2 separate regions of the Homo sapiens genome follow, and region 1 is linked to region 2. A link is an interaction called in ENCODE POLR2A ChIA-PET data of the cell type or tissue named here. Cell type or tissue: endothelial cell of umbilical vein. All regions are shown on one strand. Links, peaks and the distances in the headings refer to the core of each region. The heading gives the core; the rest is flanking DNA. Region 1 has its middle 3.7 kb from the start of TRT-CGT5-1. Region 2 has its middle 12 kb from the start of TRT-AGT4-1.

Region 1 (2,914 bases), core at 296-2,795, 120 kb before region 2:
CAAGAAAAACAAACTGGGATAACAAAGCCAGAAAATATCACTGCAGCCTTATCAGGCTATTTAGAATGAACCAAGCTATTGCTTAAAGCCAGAAGCTGCATCGCATTCTTCCCCAGGCCAGATGCCTCCTCACCCTTTTTTGACAGAAGGTGAGCCTTCTATATACTAGTCTCACTGAGATGCATCTATTGGGAAGAACCTAGACTTCCTCCGTCATAGCAGTTTATGGCAAACCTATTCATACTCTTCCTTGCAGTGGTGGTGCTCCCAATGTGAGAAAATAAAAAATATCTTGAGGTAAATATTATTTTTTATCAGCTACTCAGGCTTCAACTTATCCTATCATTCAAAGTTTATGAAGCATCGGTCGGGTGCGGTGGTTTACGCCTGTAATCCCAGCAATTTGGGAGGCTGAGGCGGGTAGATCACCTGACGTCAGGAGCTCGAGACAGCCTGGCCAACATGACGAAACCCTGTCTCTACTAAAAATACAAAAATTAGCTGGGCATGGTGGTGGGCACCTGTAATCCCAGCTACACTGGAGGCTGAGGCAAGAGAACCGCTTGAATCCGGGAGGCAAAGGTTGCAGTGGGCAGAGATCGCCCCACTGCATTCCAGCCTGGGCAACAGAGCAAGATTCTGTCTCAAAAAAAAAAAAAAAAAAAAAGTACAGAAATTCATCACCCAACAAACTCCTGGAAGATATCACTATAATTATAAGAACAATCAGATAATGCAGATTATTCTGCATTTGCACTTCCAGATCCATTATCTGCCTTTCTTCTCCCTGGAAAGAAATCACTTGGCCCCTGGCTCCCGTTTGGATTCAGCCAATGGAAGACAGCAGCAGGAGATAAGAGGGCACAAAGAAGAGAGGCAGATGCATGTACAGTATTTCTCCTACTTGCTCCCTGACAGCCTGTGTTCCTCCCATGGGCACAGCTCCTAGTGGGTGGTTCCTCTCCCGTTGCTGGAACTCTTGCCAAATTCTGGCAATTCTGCCCCTTCTCTTTTCCCTTAATGCCTAGGAATAGTGAAGATTCCCACTGTTCTGATCCCTGAAGATTTCCTCACATCTTCTTGGTTCCCTTAATTCTATAAAGAAGCCCTCCAATAATCTTTCCTCAATCCACCTGATGAATATAACCAGATTTACCCAAGCCCACTTCTGATCCTTACTCTCCTGACCGCAGTGTGGGGAGGCGCTTCAAAGATGGAGCCTAGGCCGGGCGCGGTGGCTCACGCCTGTAATCCCAGCACTTTGGAAGGCCGAGGCGGGCGGATCACGAGATCAGGAGATCGAGATCATCCTGGCTAACACAGTGAAACCCTGTCTCTACTAAAAAATACAAAAAATTAGAGGGGCGTGGTGGCGAGCGCCTATAGTCCCAGCTACTCGGGAGGCTGAGGCAGGGGAATGGCGTGAACCCGGGAGGCGGAGCTTGCAGTGAGCTGAGATCGCGCCGCTGTACTCCAGCCTGGACGACAGAGCGAGACTCCGTCTCAAAAAAAAAAAAAAAAAAAAGAAAGATGGAGTCTATAAGAGCATCAAGGTCCACGGCCTGAATAGTAACTTCCCTGCATTTGTGATTTTCCCTCTTAAAGATAACTCTGAAATTAGAAATCAATATAACGGGTGCTCTGAAAACATTCATTAAAACATTCTAATTAGGCAAAGGTATATACTACAATAGAAGTAGGATTTTTTTTTTTTAAGATGGAGTTTCACTCTTGTCACCCAGACTGGAGTGCAATGGTGTAATCTCAGCTCACTGCAACCTCTGCCTCCCAGGTTCAAGCAATTCTGTCACAGCCTGCTGAGTAGCTAGGATTACAGGAGCACGCCACCGCGTCCGGCTAATTTTTTGTATTTTTTTTTTTTTTTTTTTTTTTGAGACGGAGTCTCGCTCTGTCCCCAGGCTGGAGTGCAGTGGCAATCTCAGCTCACTGCAACCTCCGCCTCCCGAGTTCAAGCGATTCTCCTGCCTCAGTCTCCCGAGTAGCCGGGATTACAGGCACGCGCCACCATACCCAGCTAATTTTTGTATTTTAGTAGAGACGAGGTTTCACCATGTTGGCCAGGATGGTCTCCATCTCTTGACCTCGTGATCCGCTCGCCTCGGCCTCCCAAAGTGCTAGGATTACAGGCATGAGCCACCACCCGGCCATTTTTTGTATTTTCAGTAGAGACAGGGTTTCACCATGTTGGCCAGGCTGGTCTCGAACTCCTGACCTCAGGTGATCCTCCCGCCTTGGCCTCCCAAAGTGTTGGGGTTATAAGCGTGAGCCACTGCTTCCTACCGGAAGTAGAAATTAATAACAATAAAAACAATAAAGTTAATTGTTTAATTTAGTGTCACAGAGTCAAAGGGACAGATCCTACATTTACTAAATCCTGAATTATTCAGCTCCTCAAATCACATTTATTTGAAGGTTAAACCAAATACAAAGAAATATTACTTTTGCATATTTTTTTATAATTTAGAAAGTATTGCAATATAATCATTTGACTTATAGATAAATTCAAAAGTCAACCAATAGCCATCAGTATGCTGATTTATTTCCTTCTAAGATTTTGCTCTGCAAATACACTGAGAATGAAATTGTGATCATTCATAAAGTTTTGTCCTCTGCTTTGTTCACTCAATGGTAGTTCATGAACTTTCTCTGTATTATTAAATGCCGGTTTCTTCTAAAAACCTGTAAGAGCTGCATGATATTCCATATGGATATGGTATGGTAAGATAAGCTTGCACCAAAGTATAATTAAATGCACTGCTGCCTTTACTGAGGAACTCTTCCTACAATCAGTGAGTCAATGGAACTAAAGATGATTAGTGATATAGTTGATTTGCCTTCTGGCACAAGCTCCATATACAATATATACCTATACACATACACATATATGTACCTA
Region 2 (2,914 bases), core at 118-2,617:
GATCACAGTATCACCTGAGTAGGAAAGAGGATGCTAGAGGTAAAAAATGCTACCACAGCATTTTGTTTGTTTATAAAATGTTAGACCCTGGTCCCCTCCATTTTTTTCCCCTTTCATATCTAAATTTTGAGACCACTGGCCTCTAACAGTCTGTAGTAGCCCTAAGTTCAAGGTGTCATATGCTTCTCTGGTGCCTGTTAGTGAGCCAAATAGAGAAACACTATGCTAGAGAGACTGCTGACCAGGAAGATCACATCAAACCAATGGTAACAGAAATTGAACTGCAGTTCTCCAAGGACTTCGGTAATTATGGTGCATATTCTAGAGGCATACTCATTCAGATTAGAAGCGCAGAGGAGACAAAGTACATGCCCATTATCTGTGCTAATAGCAGGACATTGACACTGGAGGACTTACTGCTAGAGATGGCATAAAAGAACGTGGTATGAGCAATCCTCTGATGGATGTGGCGATGATTATTCCAACAAGAATGGAGGAAATGTGTTGGGACCAAAATTTCACATCACACTGGATTCCCAGATAATTCACAGTGATCTCAACGCCTCTTGTGACAGGATCCATTTTCCCAACTCGATCAAAAGCAATGTTGATGGTGCCATGAAAATTTTTCAAACACAGTAAATAGAGAAAAAGTAACCCAGAAAATTGAAATATTTCCTTTTGAAGGTTTTGGAGTATTCTGTTCTCTCCTTGGTAGCGTACAGATCAGCTGTTTTCAGAAAAAGCTGCCTGCTTAGTTCTTCCAAAGCATCCACTTCCTGTTGAGTAAGTGGTAATACTTTCTATCATTCCCCAGAATCCTGATGGTTTGTTATGCACCTCCCCTTTCTGGAACATCGTTCTCTGTGCCATTGCCATCCTTTTCTTTGTGGTTATGATCATATCCATGGTTTGGAGCAGTCGCTGTTCCAGGGCTAGAATATCTGTGTCAGTCACATTCCTGAGGAAATAAGACATCAAAGTGTATGTGCAGTAGACGGCACCAAATCCAGAAAGGAGGGCCATGAGAGTAACTCCAATCACACCAACCCAGCTGATGAGCTGTTCTATGGATAAGATCCCATGTTTTGGGCTGAGAATGGGAAAGGAATCTCCTAGTTTCCAGAAAAAACAGATAAAGGTCAACCACAAGAGACAGGAAAAAAGCAGTCGTTGTTTATGCACTAAGACAGAGGAGACAAAAGTAGTCGGATGTTGCTCACAATAAAATAGCCAGTTTAAAAACGCACCATGAAAACCAGAATCAGCAGAATTACACCTAGGTTCAATTTCCAGTAAAAATAACGACAGCTGCTACTCAATACTCCAAAGATTTCAAAGATGATGAGCTCAAACATAGTGCAAGAAAATGCAAACGTCACAGAGAAGATCACCTGTACAACATACTGACGCACCTCATAGTTCTTAAACAATTGGCACATGAAGAAAAGCCACCCAAATTAAAAAAAAATAGTATCTGGGAGGTAATCACGATGCTGGAATCAATCAGGAAGCCTATGGTGAAGTGTAGGGAGGGCTCCTGCCTCCATTTCCCACTTCCAAGGCCGCGGCACGCTGGGGCCACCGGCCTCTCACACAGGCGGCCTTCGCCCAGGTGCAGCCGTAGGGACTGCGGCTCGTCAGCCTGACGCCATCAAGCTGCGCCCCAGCCAGCCAGTCAATGGCTGTGTCCAGAGCTTCCCGCCTCGGGCTCAGCGTAGGTGGAGCGGACGCCTCCACTTTCATTTCTGATTTTAGTCTTCTGCGTCTCCTCTCTTGTTTATTTGTTTGTTTGTTTTTTGAGACAGAGTCTCACTCTATTGCCCAGACTTCGGTGGTGCCATTTCGGCTCACTGCAACCTCCGCCTCCTGGGTTCAGACGATTCTCCTGCCTCAGTCTCCTGAGTAGCTGGGATTACAGGCGCCGCCACAACGCTAGGCTAACTTTTGTATTTTTAGTAGAGACGGGGCTCTCGCCATGTTGGCCAGGCTGGTCTCGAACTCCTGACCTCAGGTGATCTGCCCACTTCGGCCTCCGAAAGTGCTACAGTTACAGGCATGAGCCACCGCGCCCGGCCCGCTCTTCTTTTTTCTTGGTTCATTTAGCTAAATGTTTGTCAATTTTGGTGAACTTTTCAAAGAACCAACTTTTGGTTTCATTGATTTTCTATATTGTTTCCAGCCTGTCCTTTCCGATGGCTTGCCTTTTCTGACAGCCTGCCCTATGGATTTAGCAATTACTAGCCAGGTTCACAGTTGCATAAGCCAATTCCTTAAAAAAAAATCAACCTCTCACATATAAATATTCATCTGGATGATTCTCCACAAACCGAATAAACCCCGCCTACCAGCATGCAGCTCAAGAGCACCCTAAGTTCCTTTCCAATCACTATGCGGAGGGAACCACTATTGCGACTCGCCCCACACCCACCGGCGAGAAGGCAGGGTCTTGCTTTGTAGTCCAGGCTGGAGGGCAGGGCGTAATCAGCTCACTTGAACTCCTGGGCTAAAGTGATCCTCCCTCCTCAGCATAAGCGACTAAAGGCTGGCTAATTTTTAAATTTTTTTTTGTAGAGACGGTGTCTTAATTATGTTGCCAGGGCTAGCTTCTAACTCCTGGCTCAAGTGATCCATCCGCTTCAACCAACTAAAGTGCTGGGATTGCAGGCGTGAGACACTGCGCACCGGATCACTGAAGCTGGACTGTATAGACATAGCTCCTTTTTTTTTTTTTTTTTTTTTTTTTTTTGAGACAGAGTTTCCCTCTTTGTTGCCCAGGTTGGAGTGCAGTGGCGCGATCACGGCTCACTGCTGCCTCCGCCTCCCGGGCTCAAGCGATTCTCCTGTCTCAGCCTCCGGAGTAGCTGGGATTACAGGCGCCTGCCACCACGCCCGGCTAATGTTTGTATTTGTA

The links. ChIA-PET counts read pairs that join two places held together with the same protein. Peaks named below come from ENCODE experiments on the same cell type or tissue, not always from the same donor. Only the 100,000 strongest peaks of a DNase experiment are listed, where the experiment ranks them.
Region 1: POLR2A ChIA-PET joins it to region 2 with 13 read pairs; 2 of 35 experiments call an interaction of 5 or more read pairs at or near these places.

What each region holds. Positions count from the first base shown.
Region 1 is chr6:27,613,178-27,616,091 of GRCh38, forward strand. No RefSeq gene overlaps it. Among named protein-coding and RNA genes, the nearest start is that of TRT-CGT5-1, 3.7 kb to the right of the region's middle. In endothelial cell of umbilical vein, for the core only: no CTCF peak of the experiment used is centred there; no DNase peak of the experiment used is centred there.
Region 2 is chr6:27,736,834-27,739,747 of GRCh38, forward strand. It overlaps the pseudogene GPR89P. Among named protein-coding and RNA genes, the nearest start is that of TRT-AGT4-1, 12 kb to the left of the region's middle. RefSeq lists enhancers at 741-1,940, 1,404-1,523, 1,534-1,873. In endothelial cell of umbilical vein, for the core only: no CTCF peak of the experiment used is centred there; a DNase peak (open chromatin) is centred at 1,678; H3K4me3 peaks cover 683 bases.